Regions from separate parts of the Homo sapiens genome. Here all the other regions are linked to region 1. The links are chromatin contacts, found by Hi-C or POLR2A ChIA-PET in ENCODE. All regions are on one chromosome and are shown on one strand. The core of a region is the stretch at or near the end of the contact, and the rest is flanking DNA. Distances in the headings are between cores, read along the strand shown. Region 1 holds the start of BMAL1 (basic helix-loop-helix ARNT like 1). Region 2 holds the start of TMEM41B (transmembrane protein 41B). Region 3 holds the start of PIK3C2A (phosphatidylinositol-4-phosphate 3-kinase catalytic subunit type 2 alpha). Region 4 holds the start of ZNF143-AS1 (ZNF143 antisense RNA 1). Region 5 holds the start of RPS13 (ribosomal protein S13).

Region 1 (2,922 bases), core at 1-2,500:
CCAGTCTGGGTAACAGAATTAGGCCAATTTATTTAATTCCATTTGTTCATGTATCCAGCCAACAGATATTTATGGTGCACTTGTTGGGTGCCAGCCCCGCCCCCACCACTCCACCCTACCCCAGCAGGCGCTAAAGGAGAGCTGACATGATGGATAACGAAAAAGAAGACGCTGTCCTTCTATTCAGGGAGTTTAACATCTGGAAGAGCCGGGAGTTCTTTGTGCTAAAGGCCCTCTACAAAGTGCCTGAGATGCAAAAATAAGTCACTTTCTCTGTCCTCTCAGCAACCGAGTCGCATGTCGTTATCAAATTTTTATTTTCTGTAACTGTTTCCTTCCGTCTTGCTCCGTAGACAGCTTTTTGCAGCAGAGAGCGCTGCCGCGGGGCTGGTGTCTACTCTTCAGTAAGTGGTCAAAACCTGGCTACTGGAAGGAAATGCAATGGAATCGCTCCGCGCTCGAGTATTCTCTTTGGAACTACGGGAATGACAGCTCCAGTGGGACACTTGGAGGTCATGATGAACGCAAAGAACGTGAGAACACTTGCAGTCCTCGGGGTGGAAATGCCTTCTAGAAATACTAAGTATCCGTTCTCTCGTTGAGACTTTGGCAAACCAGGGATTTTAGGAAGGGTCTGGCACTCAACGTTCCTAAAATTGGTTTCCTAGATGGAGCCGGAGGGAGAGAGGGAGTCAGGAACTGCTGCTTTTCGTCGGAATGCCCGGAGGGGAGAAGAAGAAGGAGGAGGGGTGAGGGCGGGCGGCCAAACGCCAGCCGGCAGGGGACCCAGAGAAGAGGGACATCCCGGGCGACCCCGAGGAGCGCGGCTTGGGCACCGCAGTGGCCGCGGCTAGTGGGAGACCTGAGGGGAAAGGGAGAGGGCAGGGGCGAGGAACCCAGGGAGCGCGCGCGGATTGGTCCTCTCCTCGGGGCGTGCGCTCCTGTGCGCCAAATGATTGGTGGCAGGAAAGTAGCAGGTAAACCGGCTCCCGCCGCCTCGCCATTGGTCAGCGGCCTCTCTAGCCGCCACACAACTGGCCAGCGGGCTGCCGAGCCGCGCGCGGATTGGCTGGGGGCGGCCGCCGGGACCGGCTCCCTTCGGGCGTTCGGATTGGCTGGCGGGAAGAGGCAGGTATCCGGGCGCTGCGGCTCCTCCATTGGTGGGCGGGGAAGGGGGGTTGGGCACAGCGATTGGTGGGCGGGGGGCCGGGCCTGGGCCGGCGGGGAGCGGATTGGTCGGAAAGTAGGTTAGTGGTGCGACATTTAGGGAAGGCAGAAAGTAGGTCAGGGACGGAGGTGCCTGTTTACCCGCGCCGGACTCACCGCCGCCGCCGCCGCGGGATCCGAGTGCGGGCGCGGGCGCGGGCGCTCCCGGCGAGCCACGGTGAGTGTCAGGCCGGCGGCGGCCAGCGACGCGATCCCGCGCACCCCGTCGGGGGCCGTTAGCACCCTCGCGGGCGCTGCGCCCCTGCCGCCGCCCCGGGGGCAACCCGGCCGCCGAAGAACCCTGCCCGACGTGCCCGCTGCCGGCCTTAAAGGGCCCGTGACCGCTCCCTGCCCCCACCCGGGCCGTGGGGAGGCTGCGCCCCTTAAAGGCGCCGCGCCCGTCCGCCCCCATCCTCCTCGCGGGGGCTGCCGCTGCGGGCTAGGGCAGGCAGAGGTGCTGCAGGAGCCCTTAAAGGGGCCGGGAAAGTGTTCGCTGGAGTACCCACCGCCCTTCCGCGGGCATCGCTACCTGGCGGGGGGAGGGGGCAGCTAGCTGCCTCTTAAAGGGATAGCTCTGCCCTTGGGGGCAGTGACTCGGCCGAAGAGGACTCCTAGATGTGTCCCCGGGAGCTTCGGGGATCCCCGAGGGGACCATGCCTGGTGGCTGCCCCTCAAGGGCGTTGGGCGAACGGTGCCGCGTCTGCCCTTCCTCCCCGCTTCACTTCCCTTTCGGGAGCCCGCGAGGCTGGGTGGGGGCGGGGAGGGCGTCTCCGTCGGGCTTGGGGAGTCCAAGTCCGCCCGCCCCTTCGGCCCTGTAGCCAGGGCTGGCGCTGCACCCGGGAATCCCCGGCCGGCACGGGGCCGACCCCAGCCTGCGAACTTTCGTGGGGCCTGTGCCGTCCAGGTCCTGGGCGGCCCTCAAGGATGCCCCGTGGGTCTGCGGGCAGGTGCGCGTCGGCCTGGGGATGTCGCCCGGAGCCCGGGTGCGGGCCGGCCTTGGAGTCCCAGAGCTCCGCGGAGGGCGCAGCGAGCCTGGCTCCAGCTCCGGGTTTGACAGATGTCAGGGAAGAAAAGGTTCCCGCTCGGCTATTGCCGGGCGTTGACATCCCAGAGAGCTTCCCGTTTGCTTGGAAGAAGACGAGGAAGGTAGAGGTGAACGTCGACCTTGTGGGGCGCATGTTAGCCTCCCCGAGGGGTCGCGAGAGCCGGCAGCGGGGTGAGCTCAGGTGCCCGCCGGCAGGAGCTGGGGAGGGAAGGGGAGTGCTGGACACCGGCGCCTGCTGTCAAGTTCTCGCCGGCCGGTGAGAGACCCGCTGCCGCCGCGCACCCCGCACCTCCTGACCCCTCTCCCCTCTCCGCCTCGGCCCCTTCCCGGTCACCTAGCGTTGTTTTGGCGCTTTGGCGCTTGCGGTCTCTTCCTTCTTCCACCGCTACTCCTCAGCGAGGAATTATTAGCCAAGTTTTCTCACCCAGCTTCCAAAAATCAGATTCCGTATTTGTGAACAAGCTTTTCTTGACACTACCCGTATACCCGTATTTCCAGCATCGTCGTTTTATTAAACATCCATAAAAGCTGCCCCTTAGATGCATTCATTTCCCACGACACCTGCTTGCTTGTCATTTGTCCTTCTGACATCTGCTGTTGTTCACCCCTTTAATCTATTATTAAATGACAACTATTATTTTAATTCTTCTGGTCTCATTGATATCCGGATC
Region 2 (2,922 bases), core at 253-2,752, 4.0 Mb before region 1:
AACACTTTTTCAGGAAACCCAGACCTTGGAATATTGTCACCCTCAGTAGTAGAGTCTTCAAAACAATCTTTCTTTTATTCAGAGCTGATTTATACATTAACAACGATTCATTTCTCAGTTTTTGAAATTATATGAAGTCACCTGGATCCAGTGTATATAAGCTGGAAAAATACCCAAAAACATAAGGCTGACAGAGCCAAATTAGACTGTTGGAGACATTTTAAATTATTTGAAAATACATTAACATTTTCTACTACATACTCTTAGAAGTTCTCCTAGCCATCACTGGTGGTGGAACACACCTATGTGAGCTACAGACAAACTTGTTAGGATCACTTTAAGTTTATGAGCTTTAAAATCATTTAAAGAACGATTCCAGGCCAACACGGAATCAAAGTATTTAGTTTCTACGTACAGTTTTTTCCTTAAAACAATATTTAAAGCCGTGAGATTCTGCAATTATAGAGGCAGTAGGAATAAAGAGAAAACAAAAACCAAAAATAAAGCCGTGAGAAATGTCAGGATGATGTAGTGGGGAAATAAACTTTAGAATGAGTGACCTTAGCTGTAACTAAGTAATTGCTAATATTTATTTAGCCCCCACTTCATATCCAAGCATTGCTCTAAATCTTTTACGTGAATTATTTCGTTTAACCCACGCACCACCTATTAAGTAGATATTATTATTATCCCCATTTCACAGTTCAGACACTGAGCTTTTTTTGAAAGTTACCAAGTCCAAGGTTCCAAGTAAACAGTAGGGCAGGGACTCAAGCCCAGGTGTACTGCCACCTGGAAGTATTAAGTCCTCGCTCCTAACTACTACTTCACTGATCTGGCTTTATGACTTTATAAGTCATATACCCACACTGGGCCTCAGTTTCTTCATCTGTAAAAACAACGCAGCGAATGCCACAGTACAGCTCCTTCCAGCTCTGCCTAGCGTCGTTATCATCAACCTTACAATCTACCTGAGCGTCAACAAGCCAGTGTCATCCCTTCTTTTAAATGAATTCTACTCAAACAGCATTTACAACGCACCTACTCGGCGTCCGGCCTTGTGCTGCGCGAGCGCCCAAGCCCAACTCCCCCACGGTCTCTGCTCCCGCCGCGGCGCCAGCAGGCCCCCCTCTTTCCCCGCGACTCTCCGAGAATAGCGGGGGTCCTTTTCCCCACCCGACACACAGAAGCCTCGGGCCACCCCCAGCTCTGCTCCCCGGGCCCACTCACCCTTCTGGTGGTCTCTGCTGCCAGGCGCCGCGAGACCCCGCGTCCCCGCTGCCCCGTCCCCCACGGGGGTCGTGTGGTGAGCGCCCAACTGCGATCGTTCGGCGACTCTGCCTTTCGCCATGGCTGCTGCAAGGTGAAGGGAGCGGTGCGGTGCCGCGCCCCCTAAACAACAAAACTCTGTTGCAGGCTCCTTACTACGCCGAAGCGCCACGGCTAGAGCCACTTCCGGCGCGACCTCCTCACCCGAGACGACCTCAGCCCAGCGAGTACTGCAACCTCCTGCAAACACCCGCAGCGCCCACCACAGGCTAAACCCCGCCCCGTGCCGCCCCCGAGCCTCGCGTGCTCGCGCCGGCCCAGTAACCGCGAGACAAGTCAGGGTCCTGGACCGCCCCCTTCAGTGCCCCGCCCCGGCCCGCCCGCGGGAAAGAGGTGGCCGCCGGGCGCTGGGGCGAGAGCATGCGCAGTCGCGGCACTCGAGTCACCCGGCTGCGACTCGCTGGCCCTGGCGTCTAAAGCGTAGCCTTAATTACCCGGAAGTGCGGTCCCAGGGACTTCAAACCTTTTGTCCAGGCCGCCGGAGGTGCCTGTGATTAGTCGGCATTTCGCGGCTGAGGCTGATTCAGCCCATTACATCAATTCCGCAGCTGCTGTCTTCAATTTGGAGGCGCCAGAGAGTGCTTGATCTAAAAGATGGTGGGAAATACAAAGGTTGAGCAAAACCTACCTGAATTTCAGGAAACTAAGGCTCAGAGAGGGCTACGTACAACCTGTGAAGATCACAGGATGGCAAAAATGGGCTTAGAATCCAGGTTGTCCTGTTCCCAAAGCTAACGGTTTTGCATTAGCTGCTGCCCCTTACTACTAAACCCAAGTCAGCTCTACATTTAGCTTATCCCTAAGCTAAGCGGAAACATGCCTTTTCCACAGGTAACTTTTTCTGCTTCTACCCCTCAGAGCACATTCAGCTTACTCACCGTGGTTACCTCTTGAAAGCAACTTAGAGGCCGGTCGCGGTGGCTCAAGCCTGTAATCCCAACACTTTGGGAGGCCAAGGCGGGCGGATCATTTGAGACCAGGAGTGTGAGGCCAGACTGGCCAAAATGGTGAGATGAGACCCCGTCTCTGCTAAAAATACAAAAATGAGCTGGACATGATGGCTTGTAATCCCAGCTACTCGAGAGTGTGAGTCAGGAGAATCGCTTGAACCCCGGAGGCTGAGGTTGCGGTGAGAAATTGCACCGCTGCACTCCAGCATAGACCACAAAGCAAGACTCCGTCCCAAAAAAAAAAAAAAAAAATCCTGATTGTTTCTATTCAGTAATTACATTTGTAGGAAATTATTCCATGAAAATAAACATAAATAATTCCTCTGTATTAGTATAACAGTGAAAAACTAAAAGCAATATAAAAATCCAACACTAAATAAAAATGGTTAAGTAAATTATGGGAAACCCATTCAATTGAACTGTTTTATGTACACATCCTTTGCCTACTTCTGGCTCCCATTTTATTTCCTTCATAGTCATTAAAAGCAATTAATTCTGTGAACTATTTGTTTACTTGTTTATTGTCTGCCTCCACCTTTAGAATATAAGCTTTAAGGCAGGGGCTTTGTCTTTTTGTTTTTTGTTTTTTTAAGTGATGGGAATCTCACTATATTGTCCAGGCTGGATCTGAACTTCTGGACTC
Region 3 (2,922 bases), core at 267-2,766, 3.9 Mb after region 1:
GTGAATAAGAGCACCATCCTGTCCAGATAAGGTTAGATCAAATTTAAAAAAAAAAAAAGCACCATTCTGCTGGGCATGGTAGACCAGCCTGGGCGACACAGTGAGACCCCATGTCAATTAAAAAAAAAAAAAAGAGCACCAACCCCAACTATGGCAGAGCTGCTAAAGGAGTCTCTTGTGGAGACTTGAACCACAAGCCAAGGAGGCAAAGGTACAAAGTCTCTCCTGGAATTAGTTCCTGGACTTCTGTGCAGCCTTCCCTCTTTCTACTATGTCTTCACCGTTCCCCTACAAACAGCTTTCTTCTTCTTGCATCTCTTATATGCTGTGGCCTTTGATGCTACAATAGATTTAAAAATTTTCCCAACAGAGCTTTTCTGCCTGAAACCCACCAGGAAAGATTTCAGGACATTCTTTAATAACTAATCTTGTTCAAAGAGGCAGGCCTCCTTCGTTTCACTTAATTCAAACCCCCACTGTTCAAAATAAGAATATAATTATAACCTCAATTTCTATCGGGCCAGTATAGGAAAAGAACTACAACAGGCTCTCTCTTCCACGTTATGTCCAGACTTTTTTCCTTAGTTTCTCCTTCCTCATTTCCCTCCTCAATCCCTCCTCCCCCAAAAAATAATTCCACAGCTAGAGAATGTCGTTTTTAAAGCCAGAAATTCAGTGAGGAAAATAAGTATGTGCCTTTTTCTTCAATTATTTATGATTCCTCCGTCACTCAGGAAGAGTTAAGCTAGTATTTTTTAATCTGACCGCTCTCTCAGAAGGATGATGCGCTAAATACACACTGAAAGAATAGTGTTCCCAAAGCAAGTGGATTCGCGGCTAAAGGCAACGCGGTGGGAGTGGGGGGTCCGGGAAGAAGAAAAAGTATCCTTGGCCCCCAGAGCCAGAGATGGGACAGGAGGTGAAAGAAGGGGCCGTCACTGAGAAGTACAACACACACACTCGCCAGAACTAACAATCTGCCAAGAAAATAGGACCGGCCACTGCGGCTCCAGCCCGGTCCCGCGGGACAAGGCGGGGGAGGGGGGCCGGCGGCCGGGGGGCCTGCCCTCCTTCTGTGGGACAAAACTAACTCCCTGGCGCACCTCCGCTCCCGAGAAGAGGGGCCTGGTGGGGACGCGGGCTCCTCGCACCTCCAGCGCAGCACTTGCTCACGGCCTGGGTGGAAGCAAGGCCCGGAGGGAGGGGGGAGTCGGGCTGGGCAACGCCAAGAGCACGGGATGGAGGGTCAGACGCGGGCACCCAAGGCACTGGGGGCCGCGACAAGAGACCCTTCCAGCCCGGGAACCCCGGGGCCCCTCTCCACCCTTGCAGAGCAGGACCCCGAATATCGTCCCCAGCCGCACCGACCGCTCCTCACCTCAAGCTGCCTGAGCCTCCGCCTCTACCACAACCTGAGCCGCCGAAGCCGCCACAGTCCGAGCCATTTTTCCCCTCAGCTGGCTCAGCCGCCGCCGAAAGCTTCGGCCGACTCCACAGCCAGCCAAGCGCAGCACGTCACTTCCGGACAGGGAAGCACCGCCTTCCCCGCCCGGACTTGTTGCGAATTGGCTGGCGCGGACGGCCTACCTGAGCTGGCGGGCGGGGCTTGGACGCTGCCGGGGTGGCGTGAGCAAGGGAGCTGGGGCGCTGGGGCGCACGGGCCCGGGGGACCAGGGTCTGGCTCTCTCCCGAGGAATGCTGAGCAGGCTCTGGACGCCTCTCCGTGCACACCCCAGACCTGGGGAGGGGAGCTCTCCGGACACCCCAGCTGGCCGCCCCTCGGGCCCTGAGTCCGAAGACCCGCTAAACAGGGCCCGGGCACTGAAGTACCCTATTGTTCTCATCCCCTCTCCCGGGACCCCGCACCCTCCTCCATCTAGGCTGAGGTTCCCAGATTTGTGTCTTGGCCCCTGGCGGCGCCGAGATTACTTTGTGATTGGAAGACTGAAAGGAACAGGCAAGACTTAAACTCGTCCACTCCAACCAGTATTTACCGAGGCCTCACGGTGGGTCAGGTGGTATACGGTGGGTAATTAGTAGCCTATCACGTGGTTTCTGTAAAATGCTTGATAGCACGTAAAACGCTTTCAGGTCGGCGTCTCGTTTCATCCTCACAACAGCCAGGTAAGGAAGATAACCCCCTGATAATAACTCACAGCCAGACGGCTCTTTCTACATTACAAAGTATTTTCACATGCAACCTCCATAATAATATATTCTTATTGAGAATTTAATGAGATTATGCTTGTAAAGCGTTTGGTCCTCACGTGTTAGATCTAAAAATTACGTAACCATGGGAAGATATAGGAAAATTATCCCCATTTACAGATGGGGCTTCTGGGGCACAAAGATGTTAAGGGGAGAGGAACGATTCCATAGCGTTTTACAACAAGATTGTCTTTTAAGCAGTAGGAGAAGGGGGTCCACACCATCCAGACGTTCACAATCTGATGTGGCAGACTGATTTAGGCTGCATTTCTCAGCCTAAACTAAAAATTATCAGCCTATATGATATACGCATAATTAGAAGGCTCTAAGAGAAGTTGAACTTTCAGCAAATAACTGGAAAGAAAGAAATTGGCCTGATTTGGCAGGGACGGGGGTTGGCGAAAGGGGGCTAGGGCAATGGGGAATGTGGAGTGGATGAATCCCTCATAGCGCTGTAATAAACATGCCTGCACCTCCGCAGGGATGGTAAAATTGGATGGAGTTTCTATTCTATGGGGAATTCTAGAAACAAATGTGATTATTTCTTACGGCTGTAGCTACTGGCTGTTGTACACCCCCCCCCCTTCCAACTCCTATCTTTCCCCCAACCCCGCCCCTCCTCTATGCACACACACTTCCAGGCAGGCTACACACTCTAGAAGAATGTCCCTTAGAAATCAACTTAGTTCCGCAGCATTGTTCTGCTTTATCTTC
Region 4 (2,922 bases), core at 423-2,922, 3.8 Mb before region 1:
GCCCGCCACCACGCCTGCTAAATTTTTTGTATTTTTAGTAGAGACGGGGTTTCACCGCGTTAGCCAGGATGGTCTCGATCTCCTGACCTCATGATCTGCCCGCCTTGGCCTCCCAAAGTGCTGGGATTACAGGCGTGAGCCTCCGCGCCCGGCCACCTAATCCATTTTTTATATGTGACACTTTTATTTTAAGGGCTTAAAAAGTAATCCGGGCCGGGCGCGGTGGCTCACGCCTGTAATCCCAGTACTTTGGTAGGCTGAGGTGGGCGGATTACGCGGTCAGGAGTTTCAGACCAGCCTGGCCAACATGGTGAAACCCCGTCTCTACTAAAAACAGAAAAATTAGCCGGGCGTGATGGTGGGCGCCTGTAGTCCCAGCTACTCAGGAGGTTGAGGCAGGAGAAATCGCTTGAACCTGGGAGGCGGAGGTTGCAGTGAGCTGAGATCGTGCCACTGCATTGCAGTCTGGGCTACAGGGCGAGACTCCGTCTCAAAAAACAAACAAACAAACAAAAAACAGTAATCCGAACTGATTTAAACTTCTTTATTAACAGAATATATGTTCAAACAAAGCTTAAAGTCCCATTTTCTTTCCATTGGCGTCTAGGCCCCTATTACTCAACTATCCGTTGGTTAGGGCCTGCACCTCAAGGTAGGCTTAATTGTAAATCAAAATATTTACTATCCACACTTAGAGGGCTATCTGTAACATCGTTTTTATTTATCCCCGTCCATTCGATAATCGTCTGAAATGCAAGACATTAAGTTGAACATCATCCAGCTTTCTCCCTGTTTTTCTAAGCGCGATCCAAATCTGTTACAACAGGGTAGTCTCTCATTCTCTTGGTAGCTCAATTCTACCCCCTGGCCGACTTAAGAAATTTTGAGTCTAATACACCCACCTCATCTTTAGTCGGCCTGGTGCGCCAACGCAAATTTGTACTGAGTACCTTCGGAACTGACTAGTAAGTATATCCAAAGGTTTAGAAAGGGCTGGGTTAAGAGCTACAAGAAGCATTAACCGCAACGGCCACAACTAATTTGTATCCATTCTTAGTAACTTTAGGGAACCAGACTGAATGCTTCTCCCACCCTTTTGACTTTCCTTTATTAGTTCGCAACACAAGAACATACAAAAGACCGTAGCGACAACCATTTCTGACGCCTTCAACTTTTAAATCCAAATTACGTGAAACCACAAAGCATCAGTGGTGTCTCCCCGAGGAATCCAAGACCCCCCGGCCGGTTGCCAAGCCGCCGGAATTTCAGCAGGAGAGGAAGGCTCACCCTCCCACCGCATGGCGATGCCCGGGAGACTGGAGAAGCTCAGGCAGGCTTGGAAGCCAATCCCCGGCATACAGCAGCTCTCGGGAATGCAGAGCCCTAGAGCAAGACCAAGGGCCTCGGCCGACACTGAGAGCCTCCAGGGAGAGGTCAGGTCTCTCTTTCTGTCCTATTTCTCCCTTCGACTTCCCTCCCAGCAGGCTGCTATTGAGCATTCAGCAATCGCCAGACAAAGCCCTTCTGGTCTGCAGAACGCACTCCGGCAAGCCCACCGGGAGAACCAAAGCCGCCTCCTCGCCCCTGTGGGGAAAATGGCGCTCGTCACCCCGGCTCCCTCCCGGGTAATCACAAGGACCAGCCTCCCTCCCTCGCTACAAAATGGCGCCTCCCGCTGGGGCCCCAGAATCGGTATGACTCGCTAGTCAGTGAGGCGGGGTCCGTCTGGGATAAGCGGTTATGTCAACCAGTCAGACACAGGAGCTTTGATTCTGCACTTTGCGCGAGCCACTCAGGGGCGGGCTGTAAAGTCAGGCTTGGCTGACGTCAGTTGAGTGGGCGCGGCTAGGGCGGTTTTCTTTCGCGTCGACCAAACGTGGGCCAATGGAAAACCGGAAGCGTCCTGTGAGTGATGTAATGACAGCCCAATGGAAGCTGGGGGCGGGCCTCAGACACACTATGCGGGTTGCGGGGCCTGGGGGCCGGACGGCTGTTTCCTGTCCTGGTGCATGGTGGTCGGACGAAGGAATTGTTGGAAAATTTTCTCGGAGGTTCGTATATAAATGTGTTTTTACCCAGTGTGCATTATTCTCCGCCTGGCCGCCGCCCTCAGCGCGGCGGCGCGGGCCCGCTTGGGCCCGGGCTCCGGCTCCCGCTGCTCAGCCTCCGCCGCAGGCCTTGCCGATTTTATGGGCCGGCCGCGGTAGCGGCGTCTGGGCAGAAGCGGAGTTTATTAATAACCCGCGGCCGCCACTCTAGGCGGCGGAGCTTTTTTCGTTGAGGACTCAACTCCCCCCAGCTTGTCTCTGAGCGATGCGCCCCGCCTGTTTCCCTCAGGGGACCGCCAAGGGGAGGGAGTGAAAGAGGGGAGGGTGGAGCCCTCGGGAGCCTTGGCCGCGTTTCTCGGCCTGACCTCCGCGCAGAGCGAGTCCCCAGGCGCCGCCGAGGCAGAGTTCCGCCGCCTGGGACGCCGGGCCCACGGGCCACACCAGGCCGCAGCGGGGGCGCCGGGGACAGGGCTGGCCCAGGCCCTCCCAGGACCTGCCGGTCTCACCTAGCGCTTGCTTCCCATGCGTATCGTGGGCAGATTGTTTCCCCCTCACCCTTTCTTCTATTAAAAAAAAAAAAAGGTTACTGAGGTCTAACATCGGATATTAGAAATTTACAATTTTATCCTCCCTTTTCTCCAGTTTTGGCCAAAAGAGTGAACAAATTCTTATAAGTCTCTTTGAAACGTATTATTGTGGAACGCGAACTAGTTTTTATTCCTTCCCCTTTTGCTTTGGACATTTGTTTTTTCCACATAATAACGAAGTTAAAAAGAGGAAAGAAGAATACCATTGCCAGCCCATTATTTGTTTAAAATCAGCGTCAGCCTTTGCTTTGGAAGTGTCTAAATCAGCTGATATAATCAAGTGAGAA
Region 5 (2,922 bases), core at 109-2,608, 3.8 Mb after region 1:
GAACCCAGGAGGCGGAGGTTGCAGTGAGCCGAGATCATACCACTGCACTCCAGCCTGGGTGACAAAGTGAGAATCGGTCTCAAACAAAAACACACAAATTAGCTGGGCCTGCTGGCGGGCGCCTGTAATCCCACCTATTCGGGAGGCTGAGGCAGGAGAATCGCTTGAATCCAGGAGGTGGAGGTTGCAGTGAGCTGAGATCGCGCCACTGCACTCCAGACTGGGCGACAAGAGCAAGACTGTCTCAAAAAAAAAAAAAAAAAGAGGTGGGGTCTCTCTGTCACCCAGGAGTGCAGTGGCTTCATCATAGCTCACTGCAGCCTGGGACTTCTAGGCTCTGGTGATCCTCTCACCTCTGCATCCCAAGTATCTGGGACTACAGGCACATTGCGGCTGGCTTTTTTGGGCGGGGGAGTCGGAGAGTAGTATGTTCTCAGGCCCCAGAACCATGTTCAGCACATAGAAGGTAAACATTTGCTGAATGAAGCCACTTGCACGAAGTCACACGCAGCTGAGATTCAAACCACACCTAACTGTGAGGAACTGTGTCAGGCACTCTGCTTAGCCAATTCCAACTCCTCCACTTGACAGCTGTGTGATTTGGGGCTGGTTAGTATCCAGCGGCAGTGTGCCTCTGCTTCCTCAACTGTAAACTGGGGTGAAAGCCATGAAGATTTATTTCAAAGTATTGTGGTCAGAATTAAACGAAATCAGTACATGTGAAGTGCTTACAATGATGCCTCTAGCACGGTGGCGAGACCAGAGTTTTGGCTATTTTTAAAATAACTTTACCACCTACTAGATCCTACAAGTCACACGAGGACAGGCGAAATAGGCTATGTTAGACACAAACACTCACCGATCTGTGAAGGAGTAAGGCCCTTCTTGGCCAGTTTGTAAATCTGCTCCTTCACGTCGTCAGATGTCAACTTCAACCACTGTTATGGAATAGAAAGCAGCCTTAGGATGAGAACCCAGGAATGGCGCCGCAGAACAGCGGTCTCTCCTTCCGCAAAACCGCGCTCCTCATACACGCAAGTTCCTCACCCTGGCGTCGCTTCACCCGAGACAAATGCCAACCCCCTCCCCGGATTCTCCCCGGTCCCAGCGCGCTACTTACAGTGGGGACGCTGCGTCGATAGGGTAAAGCCGACTGGGACAGGCCCTTCCTGGGGAGAGAAGCAGTCTCGAGGTGAGGTGGCGGCTAGTGCCAGAGCAGCCCAGAACATCATCCCCTCGGCCCGCTGCCCACACTCCCTGTCTTCCTCCCACCCCCCGCCCAGCAATCCGGCTTGATGCCCCGAGCTCACCCGGGAGCATGCATGCGACCCATGATGGCGGCGATCAGGCAACGAAAGGAGAGCGAGAGTGGAAACGCCGCAGGAAGCCACCCAACACGCAGGAAGTGACCTCACACGTCCCCGCTTCCTCTCACGCAGGAGGCGGAGCTACGCTGCGCAGCCACCGCCCGTCTGTGTGACTACATCTCCCGAAATGCATTTCAGCGTCGCAAGAGATCGTCAATCCAGCCTCATCCCGGCATGCATCGGTCTTTGGTCAGCCTTGTTGCCAGAGCGGGAATTTGAGGCTGACGCCAGCTTGCGTCGAAATTCCCTGTGGACGCCGAGATCACAAAGATTCGAATGCTGCGCTGGGGGTGGGTATGGAGCAGGTAGGGCTGGAAGAAGCAGCCATACACAGGTGTTTGCTCATTCACCAGTGCCTGGCTTTGTCCTGGCACTAGATCCCTCAGAGTCGGCCCTGCGCCTAATAAATTAACAGATACAATAGCATGTGATGAGGACCACACGGGAAGCCATGGCAGCGGCTACCGCCCAGCCAGCGCTTCCATTTCTCATTTCTAAATCCTACCCTAATCTGTCAGGGGAGAGTCGCTGACGGTGAAGAACCGGTCTAAGGAGTTGAACCAGGTCCCCACGGATGCCTGCCGCCCTCCGCACTCGAATTCCCCTGCGCAGGGCTCTGGGGCGCTGGGCTCGCCGGGGAGAAGGGTTGGGCAGAGGCTTACGGAGCTATGTTCCCAAGTGAGAGAGTTGGCGGGCAGGGAAGAGCCTTGGGAGCAAGACTGCAAAGGCCAAGAGGATGAGGGATAAAATGAAGCATTTGAATTTCATGGGAAAAGGGAACCGTCAAGGAAGAAGCTTTTTTTTTTTTTTGAGACGGAGTTTCGCTCTTGATTCGCAGGCTGGAGTGCAATGGCGCGATCTCGGCTTGCCGCACCCTCCGCCTCCCGGCTTCAAGCGATTCTCCTGCCTCAGCCTCCTGAATAGCTGGGATCACAGGCATGCGCCACCACTTCCAGCTAATTTTGTATTTTTAGTAGAGACGGGTTTTTCCATGTTGGTCAGGCTGGTCTTAAATTCCCGACCTCAGGTGATCCGCCCGCCTCGGCCTCCCAAAGTGCTGGGATTACAGGCGTGAGCCACCGCGCCTGGCCGGAAGAAGCTCTTTTAAGACAGACCTAGCCTGGGCAACATGGCGAAACCCCCTCTCTATAAATACAAAGAATTAGCCGGGCGTGCTCGCTCGTGCCTTTGGTTCCAGCTACGAAGGAGGCTGAGGTGGAGAATCTCTGGAGCCGGGAAGGACATTGCGGTGAGCCGAGATAGCACCACTGCGCGCCAGCCTGGGCAACAGAGCAAGACTCTGTCTTAAAAAAAAAAAAAAAAAAGGAAAGAAAGAAAAAGACTGACTCAGTGCCGGTACACAACAATGCGTTGAAAGAATGGGCAAATGAAGCAGCTTCTTAAAATTTTAAAAAGTAAGCATAGCTCTAGGAAGGAGGGAGGTCAGTGAAATCAAACTCCTGTCGACAAGCTTAAAGTAACTGGCAAGACGCTGGGAAACTAGATACTGAAACATCCGCTCTTAACTTTTAACCTGTCACTATTTGAAATAAAG

The links. A loop is a pair of places that touch in the nucleus more often than their neighbours do. ChIA-PET counts read pairs that join two places held with the same protein, here RNA polymerase II (POLR2A). Pooled maps may share reads with other maps.
Region 2: a loop to region 1 is called in a pooled map, with 4 times the contacts of the local background. The contact joins the promoter of TMEM41B here to the promoter of BMAL1 in region 1. A Hi-C loop is called at or near these places in 4 of 50 pooled maps.
Region 3: a pooled map shows a loop between it and region 1 (8-fold over the local background). The contact joins the promoter of PIK3C2A here to the promoter of BMAL1 in region 1. A Hi-C loop is called at or near these places in 4 of 50 pooled maps.
Region 4: a map of CD8-positive, alpha-beta T cell shows a loop between it and region 1 (17-fold over the local background). The contact joins the promoter of ZNF143-AS1 here to the promoter of BMAL1 in region 1. A Hi-C loop is called at or near these places in 2 of 168 maps with a recorded cell type or tissue (CD8-positive, alpha-beta T cell and naive thymus-derived CD4-positive, alpha-beta T cell) and 8 of 50 pooled maps.
Region 5: a map of naive thymus-derived CD4-positive, alpha-beta T cell shows a loop between it and region 1 (11-fold over the local background). The contact joins the promoter of RPS13 here to the promoter of BMAL1 in region 1. A Hi-C loop is called at or near these places in 1 of 168 maps with a recorded cell type or tissue (naive thymus-derived CD4-positive, alpha-beta T cell) and 6 of 50 pooled maps. POLR2A ChIA-PET finds 5 or more read pairs at or near these places in 1 of 52 experiments (activated T-cell).

What each region holds. Positions count from the first base shown.
Region 1 is chr11:13,276,540-13,279,461 of GRCh38, forward strand. It overlaps BMAL1 (basic helix-loop-helix ARNT like 1), which reads left to right and starts at 1,251. Exons shown (of 20, transcript NM_001297719.2): 1 at 1,251-1,384. RefSeq lists silencers at 852-1,501, 1,572-1,641, 1,922-2,261.
Region 2 is chr11:9,313,091-9,316,012 of GRCh38, forward strand. TMEM41B (transmembrane protein 41B) reads right to left here and starts at 1,503. Exons shown (of 7, transcript NM_015012.4): 1 at 1,231-1,503. The coding sequence starts at 1,351. RefSeq lists enhancers at 694-1,211, 1,212-1,727 and a silencer at 1,493-1,842.
Region 3 is chr11:17,206,470-17,209,391 of GRCh38, forward strand. It overlaps PIK3C2A (phosphatidylinositol-4-phosphate 3-kinase catalytic subunit type 2 alpha), which reads right to left and starts at 1,517. Exons shown (of 33, transcript NM_002645.4): 1 at 1,379-1,517. RefSeq lists enhancers at 784-1,307, 1,308-1,830, 1,336-1,445 and silencers at 976-1,235, 1,586-1,665.
Region 4 is chr11:9,459,026-9,461,947 of GRCh38, forward strand. It overlaps ZNF143-AS1 (ZNF143 antisense RNA 1), which reads right to left and starts at 1,673. Exons shown (of 1, transcript NR_036539.1): 1 at 531-1,673. ZNF143 (zinc finger protein 143) reads left to right here and starts at 1,987. Exons shown (of 16, transcript NM_003442.6): 1 at 1,987-2,051. RefSeq lists enhancers at 356-991, 1,191-1,270, 1,361-1,460, 1,521-1,600 and a silencer at 2,371-2,580.
Region 5 is chr11:17,076,309-17,079,230 of GRCh38, forward strand. RPS13 (ribosomal protein S13) reads right to left here and starts at 1,359. Exons shown (of 6, transcript NM_001017.3): 1 at 1,311-1,359; 2 at 1,121-1,169; 3 at 860-938. The coding sequence starts at 1,333. RefSeq lists an enhancer at 1,393-1,592.